2 separate regions of the Homo sapiens genome follow, and region 2 is linked to region 1. Evidence: chromatin loops called from intact Hi-C (ENCODE). Cell type or tissue: tibial artery. All regions are shown on one strand. Each heading gives the region's core, and the rest is flanking DNA. Links, peaks and the distances in the headings are about the cores only.

What was found. A loop is a pair of places that touch in the nucleus more often than their neighbours do. Peaks named below come from ENCODE experiments on the same cell type or tissue, not always from the same donor. Only the 100,000 strongest peaks of a DNase experiment are listed, where the experiment ranks them.
Region 2: it touches region 1 in a loop (6-fold over the local background); 1 of 110 quality-filtered maps calls a loop at or near these places.

Annotation. Positions count from the first base shown.
Region 1 is chr1:55,935,824-55,952,579 of GRCh38, reverse strand. It overlaps LINC01753 (long intergenic non-protein coding RNA 1753), which reads left to right and starts at 7,617. Exons shown (of 3, transcript NR_147162.1): 1 at 7,617-7,664. LINC01755 (long intergenic non-protein coding RNA 1755) reads right to left here and starts at 7,493. Exons shown (of 2, transcript NR_147161.1): 1 at 7,328-7,493; 2 at 2,461-2,747. It also overlaps the pseudogene PIGQP1. In tibial artery, for the core only: no CTCF peak of the experiment used is centred there; DNase peaks (open chromatin) are centred at 13,504 and 14,344.
Region 2 is chr1:56,431,704-56,434,203 of GRCh38, reverse strand. The region is part of intron 1 of LOC124904185 (a long non-coding RNA gene); the gene reads left to right. Among named protein-coding and RNA genes, the nearest start is that of LINC01767, 18 kb to the right of the region's middle. In tibial artery, for the core only: no CTCF peak of the experiment used is centred there; a DNase peak (open chromatin) is centred at 1,547.

The DNA of each region.
Region 1 (16,756 bases), core at 12,361-14,860:
CAGTATTTAGGCCATTTAAATTTAATGTAATTATTGATACAGTGGGCATAAATGGTCATTTTGCTATTTATTTTCTATTTGTTTCTATTTCTTATTTCCTTTTATCTTCTTTGCTGCCTCCTCTTGGATTATTTTTTAGTATTTTACTATTCACCACTATTGGCTCAATAGTTGTATTTTTTTTGCGGTACATTGTTTAGTGGTTGCTTTAGGATTTACGATTTTCTATTTTAACCTACAACCGCCTTCAAATTATATTATGTGACTTTGTGTACTGTATAAGAATCTTACAATAGTATACTTCAATTTCCCCTTCTTATACTTCATTCTGGTATTGTCATGCATTTTACTTCTACCTATATTCCAAATTTTACAACTTAATATTATTTTTGTTTTACAAATTGATTTAAGGAGAAAAAGTCTACATTTAAGATTTCTAAGGGTCATTCCTTTTGTAGATCTGAATATCTACCTGGCCACATTTTCCTTTTTCCAAAAGAATTTTCTTTAACTTATAGTGAAGATATTCTACATATAAATTTTATACTGCTTTGTTGGTATAAATTTTTAAAGCAATAACTTTTTTTGAATAACATTTTCTTTGTTCTGTCCTAATGCTCTGTTTATGCTTCTTTTGCTTTTATGTATTTCATTTTGGGCAATTTCTACCGTTATATCTTCAAGTTAATTTTTCTTTTTCAGGAGTCAATCTGTTTATTTTCTATTTTAGTTTCATTGTATTTTTTTTCTAGAAATTCCACTTGCGCCTTATTTTTATATCTTGCATTTTTTCTTCTTATTCTGTTTATGTTTTCACTTTCTTCTTGAAAAGATGAAACATTTCAACATATTTTTGGTCTGATAGTTTTATTATTTTTGTCATTTAAGGTCTGTTTCTATTAATTTTTTCCAGATTATGGTCTATAATATCCTGTTAATTTTGTATTGAATGTCAGTGTATTAGTCAGCATTCTCTAGAGGGACAGAACTAATAGGATAGAGGTATATATAAAGGGGAGTTTATTGTGGAGAATTGACTCACACAATCACATGATGAAGTCCCACAATAGGCCATCTGCAAGCCGAGGAGCAGAGAAGCCAGTCCAAGTCCCAAAACCTCAAAATTAGGGAAGCCGACAGTGCAGCCTTTACTCTGTGGCCAAAGGCCCAAGAGCCCTGGCAAACCACTGGTGTAAGTCCAAGAGTCCAAAAGCTGAAGTACTTGGAGTCTGACGTTCAAGGGCAGCACAGCAGAAAGATGAAGACTGGAAGACTTAGCAAGTCTGTTTATTCCACTTTCTTCTGCCTGTTTTATTCCAGCTGTGCTGGCAGCTGATTAGATGTTGCCCACCCAAAACAAGGGTAGGTCTGTCTTTCTTAGTCCACTGACTCAAATGTTAATCTCCTGTAGCAACACCCTCACAGACCCAACCAAGGACCATAATTTGCATCCTTCAGTGCAATCAAATTGACACTCAATATTAACCATCATAGCCAGACATTGTGATTTTACATTGTTGGGTGCTGAGTTTTGTAGTATTCCTTTACATAGTATTGGATGTTGTTCTGGCATGCAGTAATTTGGAATCAATTGAATCCTTTTGATGTTTGCTTTTAAGCTTTGTTAAGGCATGTCAAGAGTAGCTGTAAGTCTAGAACTAGTTTAACCCCACTACCATGGTGATTGTCTTCTGGTAATTTGACCTGATGCTCTATTACAATGTCTTTCCACTTGGGTTGGTTGTCACACAAACCACTTCAGCCCTCTGAAAGCTCTGGAAATTTTTTGGTTTACTAATTTCCAATGGTTCTTTCTAGATTTGGGTTGTTTCCTTTCATGTATGCATAAATTAGTACTTAGTCAAACATCTGGAGGACCTCTCTGGAGATCTCTGAAGCATGCTCATGGTCACTCTCTCTACCTGTGTGTGTGTGTGTGTGTGTGTGTGTGTGTGTGTGTGTGTACCTCCCTCCACTCTGGTACTGTATCTATGAAGATTAGTCACCTTTTACGTCCCCAGATATGATCTACTTGATCAAGTAGACATGATCTACTTGAGTTTTCCCTACATGCTTTGCAATTCTAGGCTGTAAGTTGGGCAATCATAGAACCCACCTTGTTTGATTTCCTTCTCTTAGTCTTTTGCTGCTTGTTGTTCAATGCCTAAAACTCACTTTTTAATATATTTTTCTGGAATTAAAATTTTTTAATAGAGGATAGTAAATATGTTCCCTGTTCTTCCCTTATGTCTTGGAAAAGAAAGTCATTTACACATAAATTATACTTCAGAAAACTTTCTTTTTTAAAAAGGAAAATGATTGTTGTAAATTAATCAGACTCTAGGTGTTTGGTAGTGACAGATGCTTTTTGAGAATTCTTATTTCCTTTAATGATGCATTGAATTTTTCAGTTTCACTCCAGAACTTGGGTATGTTAAAATAAAAACTATAAGTAGACACTTGTGGTTTATATTTTTATTTGACTAATTGTCAAGGGGAAAAAGAGCTTTGGGATAAATCTGATGAGTTCAGTTTTGGATTTATGCTTGAAGTCCTGTTTAATGCCAGATGGCAATGGTCAACAATCAATTGGACCTATGGTTTCTGGTATTCAGAAGAGTTCTGAACTGCAGATAGAGATTTAAGAATCACACTTCGAGAGTGGTAGCTGAAGCTCATCAGGATGGAGTAAATATGGATAGCTGGTAAAGAAGAATCAGAGGAGAAGCAGGTGCAGACCTGGAATCCTAGCAGAAAGGCAGAGAAAGAAAGAACTTACAAAGGAGTATAATTTAGAAAAGTGTTGTTAGAACTAAATTCAATGTCGGCTTTCCCAAAGAAATTAACATCTAGATGAATAAAGAGTACTGTAACCTCATTTACTATTATTAATAACCCTGTGTGGTAGGATGTTTCCTAAGCACTTATTGTCATTTTTTATTCTCTCTTCCCTCTCTTTCTCTTCTCTCCAGTAGGAGGTAGTTATTCAGCCCTTGGATTCTGAGGATGAGATGCCTACATGAGTGGGATATTGCCTGAGATTATGACTAAGGGCCCTTCTGAATCTTGTTGATCATGAAAATTTGATAAAACACAGATTTTACAATAAAATAACAGTAAAAACCAATCAGAAAACTTTGTAAGGTGCTCTGCCACATACACTATTAAGGTCAAAATAGAAGCTCAATATTTTTTCCATGACTGTTATAAATAAATTCCTGGAAAATATTGTAAACTGGTATGGGGCTCCTCACTTATATAACTCGTTTCTGTTTAATTTCTCTCCATCTGAGGTTGAATAACTCTGAGGTTAGAATTGTATTGCTCTTTATGTGGTAAGACAGTTTAGTGTTTGAAATTATGCTTCCATTCAAGGTTTTGGCAGCTAGTGGGTTCTTCCCTTCTCTAAATAATTTAATGAATCTACAAAAAGGAATTAGATTGGTCTTTGATTTGATCACATTTCTTCCCAATAGATGTCATTTTATATAAAGACATTAACCCACAAACAAAGAAGAATTCAGTCTTCTTTGGAAGACTATAATTGGAAGATTTAGAATTATATGGGTAGAGTAAGTTCCTTCTTAAAAATATATTCATTATTGGCAGCAAAAGGAGATAGTCATTTATGGAATGGAAGAGACGGTGAGTTAACATTTGTCAATTTGCCCAGGTGTTTAAAATATGGTTTTCATTCCTTACCACTCAGTGAAATAAGACATATTATTCTCATTTTCTACATAAGAAAATGCCTCCAGGGAGTTAATAACTTGCTCAAGGCCATCAAGTCAGTCCATTGTGATTTGTCTAGTCTGGTTCATAAGTCTTTTCACTTTCTCTATGTCCTGCTGCCTTCAAAGTGCAGGAAGGCAATTTCTGCTGTATTCTGAGATGTCAGAGAGTTTGTATCATTCCAAAAGACTTAGGAATGGAGAGTGGTACAGAAAATAATTTCTACCACCATACCTAATAGATATTTTGTTTGTTTGTTAGTACTGAAGTATGTAAGTACATAGAAGAAAGTAACCTATTTTATTATATGCGCAAGAAACATGTACTTAGAAAATAACACAGGATTTTATCTCGAGGCACCTGGGTTCCAGTTCTAGATCTGACACTCACTAGCTGTGTGTCCTTGAACAAGCTACTTAATTGTCTTAAGGCTTGGTTTTCTTATTGGGAGAAATGGGGTAATAATGCCCACTTCATATTGCTTTTGTAGAAATCTGAATGTGCATCTGGCTTTAGCAATGTTCCAGAAGATTCAAAGAGGCACCTGTTGCCAGTAATTTTTATGTTTGGAGTCCAGAAACAGTTCATGAAAGGACTACCTTAAGGGAATGTCAGATCATAGCCCCTTTGAGTAATGTGAAACTCTGTTGCTGATCCAATGGGTCACAGTAAGGAAATGGAGGCAGGATCCGAAGGTGATATGACAGGTAAAAGTGACAGCCAGTAGAGAGGAGATACACAAAGGGTAATGAGGAGTGAAGTCTGGTAGAGTTTGCTGAAAGTAAAGTGGCTTGCAGCAGTTCTCACATTTATAGGAAGCCATGTGCTGGGCAAATGAATATATGAGAATCAGTATGGAGTGGGAAGCATGAGATGACATTTTAATTGCAAAAGTGTGTAGCATAGTTCCTCACTTAAATAGTCTATAAAATAAATATTAGTACTTTTCCCACATCCTTTATTGGAAGTTTAGTCCTAGAGAGATAAAGGGGTACAGATGAGGGGAGCTATGGATGTCAACAGGAAGAGTTTCACCCTTACATTGGCAACAACCTGGAGCACTACTGTATTGAGGAGGGAGCCATAACATCTGAGTGGTGCTTTGGAAAGATTGGCCTTGCCATGGTGTGAAAGATGAGACGGAGGGATTACAAGCTGAAAGATCAGTTAGGAAGCTGATGCAATAGCCTAGGTTTATGATATGAATCTGAGCTGGGGTGCCACTAGCAGAATAGAGCAGAAAGAAGGAATTTGGAAAACACAATGGAGAAAGACTAAGATTCTGAGATAAAAATTGGTTAGGGAGGAAAAAAAAGAGGTGGAAATGATTTTGAAATATTTAATCAGTGACTGGAAAAGTGGAGGAAACATGAACTGAGATAGAACTCACCATAGTGGGGTTAGGTTTCAGGGCCAGCATTGAGACTGAGGGATTGGGATTCTGAAAAGTGTTGTAGTAAAAGAGGAATTGGAAATTTAGTTGTGGACCTCAGCAAGTTAATAAAGAAGATGAGATGAATCAATATCATATAATTTTAAAATGTAGTCAGAATAGAATAAGAAGGAGATTTCTGCTTTGAACTGCTACATGTTGGGCTAGATAATACTCGAGGACTTCTATGTGCAATATAAAGGAAGAGAAAGATGCAAAAAAAATCACTGCATTTTCTGTGTACTATGTACACAGATATTGTTCTTTGCACTTCACATGCAAAACAAAATTTTACTCCCGAACAATCTATGAAGTGGGTATTATTGGTATCTCTATTTTATAGAAGAGAAACTTGAGGCACAGAGGTGATGATAAAGTTTCCTAAAGTGATATATCTACTAAATTTGAGTCTGGGTTTCAAACCAGGAAACCTGACTCCAAAGCCTCTTAATTGTCATATGATTGTTTTCCCTATGGTACATCTGTATATAACTGGGAAAATGAACACTAATGATAATTAATATATGCATGAAAGTGTTTTATAAATAATAAACATCACATATTTAAACCGCTATTCTCCCTATTTTACAGAGGAGGATGTTGAAGATCAGAAAGGATAAGTATCTTTCTGTAGGGTAAATGGTTAGTAAATAGTTGATTTAAGACTCTTTAGGCTGGCTCCAGCCACTCTGAAAGCCATTGTTTTTCCTACTAACCAGTGCTGTTCATCTGTAAAGCCTGTTTGAGTGTGTGAGTATAAACTCATTGAGGAAAGCATTTATTCAACGAACATATGAATGCCCACCAGGCTCTGACTTAGACACTGGGAACAGTGACATAAGTGATCATTCTTTGGGGCTATCAATGCTCACAGGCTAGTGTGGGAGACAGACATATTAGAAAACAACCACAACAAAATAAGGATAATTCCATATATTGAATACTCTGAGAAGGGAGGACTTTGTAGTTTGCATTTTATTCAATTCACTATATACATATTGACTGCCATTATGTTTTGAGCACTGGGCTGAGAGTTAAGGAAATAGAGAAAAATAAGACAGAATTCCTGTCTTCAGGTTGGCCACCCAAAAGTGGCAGCATTGCTGAGATTCATTTGCTTGAATTTAAATAAATGTCTAGCTATTCCATTCCAAGATATCTAAGTCCTATTTTGCTGCCAGGTTAAATTGAGAAATCTAATCTTTGCTTTTCTTGTGGATATTACACCATGTTTCCTTTCCCCTACATGTACCTAGAGACCCAAGTATCAGGTAAAATCTTTAAGTTCAAATAAGTAGTGATGGATAAAGGTGATATACTGAAGAAATGACTAAATTGAATGTGGGTAAGAAAATGATACTTCAAAAGTGGTTTCATCTTATATGAGCATTGAGCTTTGGCCAGTTTTTACACCTCAGCACCTTGACTGTATTGTATTTCTAGAAGGTAGAGAATATTAAACATTGTTAATGATTGATTGCATCTCAGCTTTCAAGTGTTACATCAAAAGGACCTTTAAAAGAAGGAATTTTATTCTTTTAAAGCATATTGACAGAACTTTTTGATTATTAAAAACTAATGCCCTGGATTTACTACATTTAATCCAAATTTGATCTGAGAGTGAAATTCCTTTTTGGCAGCATCATCAGTAATTTACTGTATTGTGGGCTTTCCCTTCTGGGGCAAAAAATATTGGCTAGGGGAGGTCTGGCTAACACATTGTAAAATAAAGCTGGCAAATGGATTATGTGGGACTTTGCCAATTCTATACCCATCTGAAGATTCCCAAGTGAACCAATACAGCTTTCCTTTACAGCTGCCCTCTGAGAACTGGTAAGCACCTCTGAGCACTCAAAAAGACCTAGGGCTGTGGAAATATACACGTGGAATGGATATTAATAGTCATCTAGCTTACCCACTCTCCTAAATCAGGAATTATTTTATTTGAAAACACCCCTGATAGAGGTTCACCCAGATTCAACTGAATTTAGTATGTTGGAAGGCTACATTTTTATTATTGGTTAGCTCTAAATGCTAAACATCTGATAAAGGTCTCTTAGACACTTCTACCCATAAACTCTAGTTACTTCGCAATGGACTTATCTACCCCCTCTTTAGCATATAGCCCTGCAGATACTTGGAAGAGTTTACTCTTATCCTTACCCAAGTCTTCTCATTTTTCTGGAAAACATAACCAGGTCTTTCAACTATACTGATTGCTCTTTTCTGGACTTTCTGTTTTATCAGAATCCTTTAAAAACTGTGAGGCCCAAACAAATATCCAAGTGTTCAGTCAATTTCAATATACTGCCTATCTGTTGAGCGTCCAGTTATAATCAGTATGATTCATCTCATGTGCCGCCTCTCCTGCCTCCAGTTAATTACCAGTATCTGCCTGGAATGCTATATTAAGGAAGATTCTAATGTTTTCTCTCAGCTCCAATGTGATCTGGGTTCTGATATTATCTCTGCGCTCTGCAGTGTGCCATGGGCACATGAGGTAGGTGCATGAGGTGGAAATAGGTTTGCCATATTGATACCTTAGGTTTAATGACTGTCTGAATGACCATGTCTCCAACTTCTCACATTCCAAATTTCAGATTTTCCTGAATACCAAATCTAAGAAGGCTTGCCACTTGTGTTTTCTCCATTTCCTTTAAGCTTACAGTATCCTATTTACTCTCTGAAAACTTCACTGTACTAATAGTTCTCTGTAGCCCTGCTATTTATATATTGGTAGACAGCAGTGGTGAAGCTTTGAAATATTCTGGCACATAGAAAAATCATATATTTGTCATAAGATGGCTTGTTGAAATAATGTTTTAAAATCAATGGGCGTCTCTGAAGGTTATAATACTAACAATGATTATAATAATAATGATGATAAAATGAGTGGAATTTCACTGTCTTGTAGTTTTTGAATAACTCTCAGATATACTATTTTCTTTGACCCTGATGACATCCTTGACATTATTATTCCCATTTTAAGCTAAGAAGCCTACCTCAGAACATTTAAATAACATTTCCAAGAACACCTAATGAGTATGTCACACGGAATCCAGGGTTTTTTGTTTTACTACGAAATCAGAAACATTTCCCAGGCACGATGGGCTTTGGAAACGTTTGTTCTTATCTTTGCCAGCTAGGCTGCCCTGCTGGTTTAGCAGTAGCTGCCTTTCTCCATTTTTGGCTACAGCTCCTGCCAGGTGCACCCTTTTCCAAGGCTACACTGCTCACGCTGTTCCAGGTATTGCCCATTCGGTACTAGAGGCAGTAATGACTTCCCCCATTGCTAGCCCCTTAGTCTTTCTCCATCCCATGTTGGTTCCCCTATCCCTGACCTTAACTGTAAACGGGCCTTTGATTAAACCCTTTTCAATTATCCCTTTGCGTGTGCCTGCCAGGGTGCTTACTGATACCACTGACCTCAGAGCACACAACATCTCTGCTTCCTTTCTCTGGTTTACAAGGCAAGCTTGGGCCTCAGTGACATTCAGACTGGCTATTAAACAGAGGCTGCCTCATGCTTTGATGGGAACAGTTACCAAGGCACAACTCAATTCTTTTAGCTGGGACTAGTCCTTTAGGAGAAATACTTTCCCAAATTCAGGACCATATTGAAGTTCTAGGGAATTCTCTACAGTTAGGATTATCAGAATTGATTTTCTCTTTTGATACTCTGCCAAGTTTGATTTATTGAATCTATTTATATTTGTGTTAAAATAGCATGTCTTTCTTTCCTCATGTTCTTGGTAAAATAAAAGTTTCAGTTATATTGTCTGTCATCTAAAGGGTTGTGTGTGTGTGTGTGTGTGTGTGTGTGTGTGTGTATTTCCCAAGAAATATATGTGGGACTATATCTTCAAAAATAAAGCTAATGGGGAGAATACAGAAAAGTCTATTTTTGAAATGATCCACCTAAACCATTTAACTGTTTAATGAATCCTAATAGCAGAAATGGAAAGTAGCCCATTAATTCCTGAGCCTTCTAAACATACAGGTCATGATGGCTGAAATGTACTATTATATTTCCTATTTCTCTAATACAAAAGTAGTGGCTTTTCTCTCTTAAGTTATTAACATATTACAATGTATCATCCAAACTTACATATAGAAAACATGTATCACTCAAGGTATCTTAAGGATCTTTTAACAGGGAATTCAGGCTTTCTAAAGTGTTCTAAGGGCTTAAAATGTGGAAAATAGCTGAGTCTTCAAAAAATGTCCCAGAATATCACAAGAATGATTCCAGCCACCACCCCCCTCCACACACACACACACACACACACACACACACACATGCACGCACACACTGGACAGCTTCTGTTTCTGCCGCAGTCCAAAATGTGGGAAATTAGGAGACAGCCACTGGAACTCTTGAGTTTAAGAACATCCCTCAGTGGTTACAGCCAAGGATCAATAAGCCAGATTAGGAGGCATCTGCTGCTGTCATCACAAATGCTCTCAACCTTCACAGATTTGGTAACTGGGAAGTGAACACTGAATCTACTCAGTGCTGTGACTTGACATGTAAGCCTGAAGTCCAGTTGCTGGGATGCCACTGCAGAAAAATTGTCCAAGTCTCAAACAGGACAATAACCTCCACCTTATTCCCATCTTAAAAATCTCAATGTGAGTGCAACCTATTCATCTGACAAAGGGCTAATATCCAGAATCTACAATGAACTCAAACAAATTTACAAGAAAAAAACAAACAACCCCATCAAAAAGTGGGCAAAGGACATGAACAGACACTTCTCAAAAGAAGACATTCATGCAACCAAAAAACACATGAAAAAATGCTCACCATCACTGGCCATCAGAGAAATGCAAATCAAAACCACAATGAGATACTATCTCACACCAGTTAGAACGGCAATCATTAAAAAGTCAGGAAACAACAAGTGCTGGAGAGGATGTGGAGAAATAGGAACACTTTTACACTGTTGGTGGGACTGTAAACTAGTTCAACCATTGTGGAAGTCAGTGTGGCGATTCCTCAGGGATCTAGAACTAGAAATACCATTTGACCCAGCCATCCCATTACTGGGTATATACCCAAAGGACTATAGATCATGCTGCTATAAAGACACATGCACACGTATGTTTATTGTGGCATTATTCACAATAGCAAAGACTTGGAACCAACCCAAATGTCCAACAATGATAGACTGGATTAAGAAAATGTGGCACATATACACCATGGAATACTATGCAGCCATAAAAAATGATGAGTTCATGTCCTTTGTAGGGACTTGGATGAAATTGGAAATCATCATTCTCAGTAAACTATCGCAAGAACAAAAAACCAAACACCGCATATTCTCACTCATAGGTGGGAATTGAACAATGAGAACACATGGACACAGGAAGGGGAACATCACACTCTGGGGACTGTTGTGGGGTGGGGGGAGGGGGGAGGGATAGCATTAGGAGATATACCTAATGCTAAATGACAAGCTAATGGGTGCAGCACACCAGCATGGCACATGTATACATATGTAACTAACCTGCACATTGTGCACATGTACCCTAAAACTTAAAGTATAATAATAATAAAATTTAAAAAAAAAAGAAAAATACTAATTGGTCTCCTGAGCCCCAGCTGCAAAAAAGCCTGGAAAAAAATGTCTTTTAACTTTATAGCTTTCTGACATGCAGGAAGGACTGATACACTAAAAGGAGGTGGGACTGAATGTAGAATACTAAGCAACACTATGCACCCCAGTTTTTCATATTTATCACGTTTGTTCTTCCCAATAACTCCCAGTTTTGTGTGGTCTGTTTGAAGAACCTGGATAATACATAACCAAAGCAAACAAATACAGTAAGTGTGATTATTTAAGTATACATTTTTTCAATGTATGTGCATTATATTAACAAACGTCTATGTTGTTAGGAGCAACCCAGTTTTTCACATTTATCACGTTTGTTCTTCCCAATAACTCCCAGTTTTGTATGGCCTATTTGAAGAACCTGGACTAATACATAACCAAAGCAAACAAATACAGTAAGTGTGATTATTTAAGTATATATTTTTTCAATGTAAATATAAGTATTTATCTCTACGCCAGTAGCAGTGCTGGAAAACTGAGTAGTAGACCTGATTCTAGTATTTATTAACTGTGTTACCTTGGTAAAATTACATAGCCAGCCTTAGCCTCAGTTTTCTCCTCTTATAAATAGTTAAATGGACAATACTAAACTGGAAGTTAGTGGGAAGACCAACGTGATAAATATGTAAGTTACCTATTGTTATGGTTCTCAAACTGTGTGGTAAGGTGTTCTTGGCACCACAAGTCATAGGGACACCTCAAGATATCCCACATTTTAAAGGAAAACACAGTGATGATTGACATTTGCAAAGTATTAGCTTGTGATCGTTTCCATTAGGTGAGTCTCAATATTAGATAATGCTTCACTCCATTTGATGATGTTACACCTTTGTGAAAATGGGTTTTTGGCAGCTACTGTGATGCCAAGCTTGTATTGTATAAAATTCAATGTGAGGGTGGCAGTGATGAATGTGATTCCAAGGTATGAGAAAATGTACAATGGCAAATGGGCCCACAAACCCCGTTAGTAAGTGTTATTGGTTGACTTGGGTCTCCCCACCTTCAAAGTCATATGTTGAAATCGTAACCCTAGTACCTCAAAATGTGACTATATTTGAAGATAAGGCCATTAGGGAGGTGGTTAAATTAAAATGAGGCCATTAGGTGGGCCCTAATCTAATCCGACTGGTGTCCTTATAAGAAGAGAAAATTTGAACACACAGAGAGACCCCAGGGATGCTCACGCACAGAGGAAAGACCATGTGGAAACACAGTGAGAAGGTGGCCATCTGCAAGCCAAGGAAAGAGGCCTCAGCAGAAATCAAAGCTGTCAACACCTTCATCTTGTACTTCTAGCCACCATAACTGTGAGAAAACAATTTTTTTTGCTGTTTAAGCCACCCAGTCTGGGATATTTTATTAACATCAAAACGAGTGATGGCTAATTTTATGAGTCAACTTGACTGGGTCATCGAGTGCACAGATACTTGACTAAATATTGTCTGAGTTTGCCTGTGAGGGTGTTTCTGAGTGAGACTGACATTTGAATTGGCGGACTGAGGAAAGCAGATTGCCCTTCTTAATGTGGGTGGGCCTTGTCCAATCTGTTGAAAGCCTGAAGAGAATAAAATGATGGGTAAAAAGAATTTATTCTCTCTCCCTAACTGTTCCCTAACTGTTTGAGCTGGCACCTTGATCTTCTCCTGCCTTTGGACTCAAGACTTGGATTAGAACTTACATCACTGGCTCTCCTAGTTCATGGACTTGGACAGGAATGATACTATCCTCTCTCCCGGGTCTGCAGCTTGCTGATTGCAGATCTTAAGTCTTGTCAGCCTCCAAAATGTGCAAGCCAATTCTTATTTTATATACATAGTCTCCTTGGAGAACCCTGACTAATACAAAGCCATAGCAAACAAATACAGTTAGTGTGGTTATTTCAGAATATATTTTTTCATATATAATATATATAATATAATATAATGCTTATTATAACAAGTTGTTTTGTACTAACTACTTAATAAACAGAATTATTAGGTATTTCTTTAAGCCTAGGCATGCCATGAAGGAATTACTGAGACACTAAGTACCATGAACTTGAGGAAGTTTAGGAATTTCAGAGCTATGATAAAACGTAACAGGTGCCAATAATGGATGTCATGATGAAGAATGGGAAAACTGTTTTCCTTTTCTAAAATGGTGTTACTTATAGTATGAGGAAATGATTGAGAAGTCTAAGGAAATGGTGTAGATGAATTTCCCCAGAAGAATCAAAAGGCACTCTCAGTTAAGGTACCCACGGCAGAATTATAGACAGTAGTGTCAATTAGCAGAAGCCTGTGGAGGAAGGCAACGTGACTGAGGCCAAGGCACCAAGAAGGGATAAAAGCAGGAGCTGCCTACACTAAAACTCTGTCCCAATCCTCAGGAAAGAATTAACTGGATTTCTCAGATACTCCACCTGTTGTTTGTATGTTTACACTTTTAGAGCCCATATTTATTACTCAAGCCGAGGCAATTACAAAAGAGAAAAAAATAATAGTTATAAGAAGGAATATAAGAGACAAGCTTATTACCTTGTGGCGGGGTAACTTCCAAATCTGCTGGAGTGGATAATGGGCACCCCTGCCGGGCTCAGGTGGAACGCAGCACTGAAACAGGTGCTGCGAGCCATCTTCCTTCACCACATCCACCTGTGGATCAGCTACATCCACCCCATACCCTCCTTTATCCAGAACATCCTGTGGCCTGACAGCCCTAGGGCCTATAGCCAATGGTGCACACCTACCACCCCCAGCTGTGCTGCCAACCCAAGCACTCCCGGGGCTCCCTGTGTGGCCAGCTCCTCTTCTCGGAGCTGATATACCCCTGGAGTCAAAGAAGGCCAAGGTCCTGGTCAGCTCTCCACTCTTCCAGGGTGGCATTAACTGCTGGGGCAGCACACGGCTGCTACAGTGGCAGGCTGGGCACTGCAGTGTGTGTTCCTTTATGTGTGTGAGCAGGCCCTGCTCTTTGTCTTCTCTGTCCCCAGTTCTCCAGGGATTTCGCAGGTGCTGCCTGAGCCCTGCCTGTCACACTCTTCCTTCTGGTTCCCAGGTTGCGGGGAGAGTGAGCAGGAGGCACGAGCTGCCAGCCAGGTCAGCAGGCCTGCTCTCTGTCACTAGCACTTGTTGCCTTGGGACCTGCCTCCTGAAGTTGTGATCACCACACTGTTAAGCTGCTATCCCTAAACCACTAGGCCTGCCCAAGAGCCTCATCCATCCTCCCTCCCAGCAGAGCTGGGATCGTCTCTTCCAGATTCTGGGAGAGAGAGGTTTGCAGAGCCTTGGCCTCTGCCCACAATACCCATTTCCAGTGGGGCGTGCTTCCAGGCCTCCTTGGCTGCTTCCCAGCACCTGACCCTGTCAGGCTTCAGTGGAGGTTCTACCCAGGATGCACTCTGCATTCCTTGAGACTCTGACCCCAAGTATCCTCTTCTTTGGGAGTTTTTCTGCAGGATACACTCCTGGGTCCCCGATGCCTTCCAGCTGTCTCAACAGAGCAATTGCCAGTGGATCTTGGGGAAAGAAGCAGCCACTGACCCCAAGCCAAGACCAAACCATCTGGCCCAGTGAGCCAGAGCCCTCCAGGAGGCCAGCACTAGTGACCCTCATGCCCTGCATTGCACTGAGTTTACTCCTTGATGGACCCTGGAGAGATGATTGCAGAAGAAGCTGCTGACAGGTCATGGGGGTGTCCCTTTGCTTGAAGTCAGCCCATATGGGGCGACCAGGGCTGCTCTGTTAGCAGCCAAGTGCCTGCCCACCCTCTGTCCTTGTGGGAACAGGGCCCTTGGCCAAGTTGTCCATCTGCCCTGGTTAGCTCTAGAGGAAATAGGTCACTTCCCAGGTGCAAGAGACAAGCCCTCCTGGGAAGGTGTGAGCAGCTGTGGGGAGGTGGTCCTAGCATTTAGCCTGCATCTGTTTGCCAGAGTCAGTAGAATCTGGGTGTGGGTGTGAGCGGAAGTGAGTGTGGGATGTGCCTGTGTGAACACCATGATCCCCAGGAGCAGGGAAGCCTGAAGATGCCCAATGGTGTCCCATGCAGTTTGTCATTTTTGAGTTGGACATCTTTGAGATGTGCTGGAGACAGAAGGAGGCTGTGCTCCCTGTCCATCTCTCAGGGGCACTTGCACTGTCTACTCCTGCCCACCAGCTCCTTTGCTGCAGGCCACAAGGACCCTTTGCACCCAGTTGGGAGAGCAGACACTGATGGGGCCTAGGAGAGTCCCCACTAGCCCAACATCCTGCAGGGATGGATCATGAATCCACCTTTTTATTTTTGCTGTGAATGTAAAGCCTCCCAGATGTTAAAGAATAAGAATTTTTAAGAAAACAAAGCCTCTATATCACTACCTATATCATGAAATTAATAATTTGGCTTCTCTAGGAAATGAAGCTGCACAATTCAGATTGGGGTCCAATATCCAAATGGGGCCTTTGCCACTGAGTCAGAAATCCTGTTGGGGATGTCTCAGTGCCTTCAAAGAGGAAATGATGCTGCTTGACCCCAGCCATAGTAAGCAGGGTGAAAGGAGATGGGACAGGGCCTTGGCAGTTTCATGTCACTGTTAGAAAATGCTGTTAAGTAACTTCATATCTTAAACTTCTAAATATATTCTGTCCAAGTGTATGTTGCAGGTAGAAAGAACTCTATTATGCATAGTGAAAAAAGTCTGAGATACAGGATACCATATACCAAACAAAGGGGGACTTGCCTTTAGGAAAGTCCTTAATGTGGACCAACACAGAGAGCCTGGACACATGTGGCATATGTTAATCTTGAAGGCATCATTAATATTTACTAATTTCTCACACTTATTGAGAGCTTTTTATGTACCAGGTACTAATTTAGAGAATTTGCACAAATCAGCTCATTTAAAAATCACAGTGAATTTAGGCCAGATGCAGTGGCTGAAGTTTGTAATCCCCGTATTTGGGGAGGCCAAGGTGGGAGGATCACTTGAGGCTGGAGTTTGAGACCAACCTGGGCAACATAGTGAGACCCCATCTCTACAAAAAAATTGAAAATAAGCAGGATATGGTGGTGCATGCCTGTAGTCCCAGCTACTTGGGAGGCTGAGGTGAGAAGATTGCTTGAGCACAGGAGTTCAAGGCTGCAGTGAGCTGTGATAGCACCACTGCAGTCTAGCCGGCTAGCCTGGGTGCAAGAGCAAGATCCTGTCTCCAAACAAACCAACCAACAAATCACAATGAATTTAAGAGTTTGGCATTATTAGTATGATTGTTTTCAGATGAGAAAAGCTGATGTGTAGAAGGGCTAGTAACTTCTTCAAAGTTACAGAGCTAGTAAGAGATGGAGGAGCCAGGATACAAATGCAAGCGATCTGATTCCAGTACCCTGTGATGTGTCTATTACACTTTACTGTATACATGCAAGTCAGCTTAGATGAGCCCCTTGAAACTCTTCTCCCCACTTCCGCTAGACCTGATGAGTACACACAAAAGGGCTCCAAACTGATGATTCTCCACTGCTATGGTCTGAATGTTTGTTACCTCAAAATTCATATGTTGAAACCTAATCCCCAAGACGATGGTATCAAGTCAGGACTTTGGGAGGTGATTAGGTCATGAGGGTGACACCCTCATGAATGGGATTAGTGCCCTTATAAAATAGTCCCCAGACAGTTGCCCTGCCCCTTCCACTGTAAGGACACAGTGAAAGTGCTAATGATGAACCAGAGCGTGAGCCCTCCACAGACACTGACTCTGCCAGTACCTTCATCTTGGAGTTCCCAGTGTTCAGAACTGGGAGCAATACATTTCTGATGTTTATAAGCCACCAAATCTAAGGTATTTTGTTACAGCAGCCCAAATGAACAGGACAACCTCTCTCCTTCAGCCATTCCTTGTACCTTGTCCTATATTTCTTTTTTTTTTTTTTTTTTTTTTTTTTGAGACGGAGTCTCGCTCTGTTGCCCAGGCTGGAGTGCAGTGGCGGGATCTCGGCTCACTGCAAGCTCCGCCTCCTGGGTTCA
Region 2 (2,500 bases), core at 1-2,500, 490 kb before region 1:
ACTCAAACTTGGAGACATGACTCACGTGCTCAAATATCTCCCTGGCTTCCCACTGCCTTACCAGTTGGGCTCTGCTTTCGTCCCCAGCCTCATGGTTTACATTCCCCTCTTGGACTCCTTATCTCGTGCCACAAGCTTCTCATCCTTCCCCTAATGCAGTGGTCCTTTTCTTCTTTTCCTACCTTTGCACGTGCTGCTACTTCTACCTTGGCAACCCCAGTCCTCTTTTCTAAACCTGGAAAACTCCTTTTCTAAAAGAACCTATCAACTGCCACCTCCTCTGAGAAGCCTTCCTTGATACTCCTAAATGAAGTTTTAGCTTCCTTCCCTGTACTTCTACAGCAATAAGGTTGTATCTCTACTCATGGCTTCATCCCCTATACTGCAGTTGTTTCTTGCCTCTTTTAGCCTGGAATCTTCTTGAGAGTAGGAACTTTAGTCTTATTTATCATTCTATCCCAGGCCAGGGCCTGACACATAGCAGGCACTGGATAAATGCTTGTGGACAGAATGGGTCCATGATAATGTCTGTTGTGCATTTGTTATGAGTTCGGTGCTGGGTGAAGCAGTAGAGAGTAGGATAATCCACGGTAGGCCATTCATGCAGCTGCCCTGGGGAGGCACTGTCCTGAGTGCTGGGGATCTCTCTCTAAAGAATGGGAGAGACAAGCCCTGGCTCACATACAGTTTCTTGCAAGAGCCGGAGAAAGGCATAGACTGGTTAATTTCAGCAGGAATCAGTGCAGTCATGGGGGAAACACAGGGTGTCAAGGGAACTCATAGCAGTGGCACCTCATCTGAGCGGAATTGGAGGTGAGGATCAAGGAGGTGACATCTAAACTGAGACCTGAAGTAGGAAGATGAGGAAGGAAAGCTAGAGCATGGCACATTTGGGGAACTGAAATTGTCAGGTTGGTGCACACAGATGGAGTGGCCTTGACTGGGGCATGAAAGTGTGGCTAGATTCGGAACAGGTGGGGGTGAGGGCAGATTGGGGGAGGCCCTCTGAGAATGATAATATGGGGGAAGTGGGAGACCAGGTGGTCCTTGCTGAGAGAGGTGAGAAAAAAACAACAGGAAAAGAAAACAAAACACAGAAGAAAGAAAGCGACTCTCATGGTGCCATCCAGTCTGAAGACATCTTGAGGGCATGAGGTCAGTGCAGACCGACATCACCAGCAGGGGCTTCTTGGAAATGCAGTTATCAAGGATGGGAGGATTTGGAAGGTGAAATCAAGAAGGGGGAGCAGTGGGTAGAGGAGGACCTGAGGGAAGGTACATGGGTAGCGCTGAGCAAACAGCATGGGAGGTCAGGAGGCCAGGCTGGCAGAGCTAAGCACACAGAAACAACCCTCTTCATCAGGTTGCCTACACTTTCCAATCCACAAAGCCCTGCAAGCACAAGCACACAGCCCAAACAGCCCTGGCAGGGCAGGGATCACCTTCCCACGTTCCAGAGGAGGCAACCAGCACAGGGAGTTATGGGAATTAGAGGAGGGAAGTCACAGGGCCATGCAGTTTGTTCTTTTGCGAGGGGTTGACCTTTCCCCAGCTTTAAAAGCCCTAAGCCAGCAGCTTTTCCAGGGGCGAACAATGCAGGCTACTCCTTGGCAGGCATTGTGGTTTCTCTCTCACCTGATTTTTTTTTTCCTGTTCCAGTTAGCATTTAAAAACACCACCAACACAGAAATCACTCTTGCCCTCCTTAAGCCCTATACCTGTGCTGTCTCGTCTCTCTGGTTCCCTGAAAGGAATTAGGCTTTCTGGGCCTTTCTGGGCCATCGGGGAAGGGAGGGAGCATTGAAAGCTCCTGGTGTGTTAGGATCATGCTAGGCATGTTGATACATGAGGTCCCATTTAGTCTTTACCGCCAGTGGCTGAGGGGATTTATAGACAAAGTCACCGAAGCTCAGAGAGATGAAGCCCTTTGCTTGAGTTCACATTCTTAGGTGGTGGATCCAATCCCAGATCTGCTTGAGTTCAAAAGAACAGAATAAACAATACAAGCCAGTAGAAAAAGCTCAGAAACCAGAGCCTCTACCTGGGGATCAGTGTTGGGTGGAGAATATTTCCGGAACGTGATATGCTCTTTCATGGGTTCATCCCTATTCACATGCTGATCTCCTTCTTGTACTTTCCAACCTCCTCTACCCACAAGTTCCTGTTCATCTTTTAAGCAATCTGAAGATGGCTTTGAGGATCTCTGCCTGTGTTAGGTGCTCCTTTTCCAACCTCCAATTTCTTTGTGTTTATCCTTAATATAGAATTTAGCACCATCTCTTATAATGGATGTTTTCCTGGGCTTGTTTCAATGGAGTACAAACTCCCAGAGGCAGGGTTTGTATGAATCTCTGAATTCTCTGCCTATGACAGCACTTGGCATACAGAAGGTGCCTCAGTAGATTCTTGTTGAATGAACGAATGGACAAATGAAGGACTGTATCTTGTCCTTAGATTCTTTTTACCACAGTTGATCTAGTAGTCCCACCCTCCATATTAG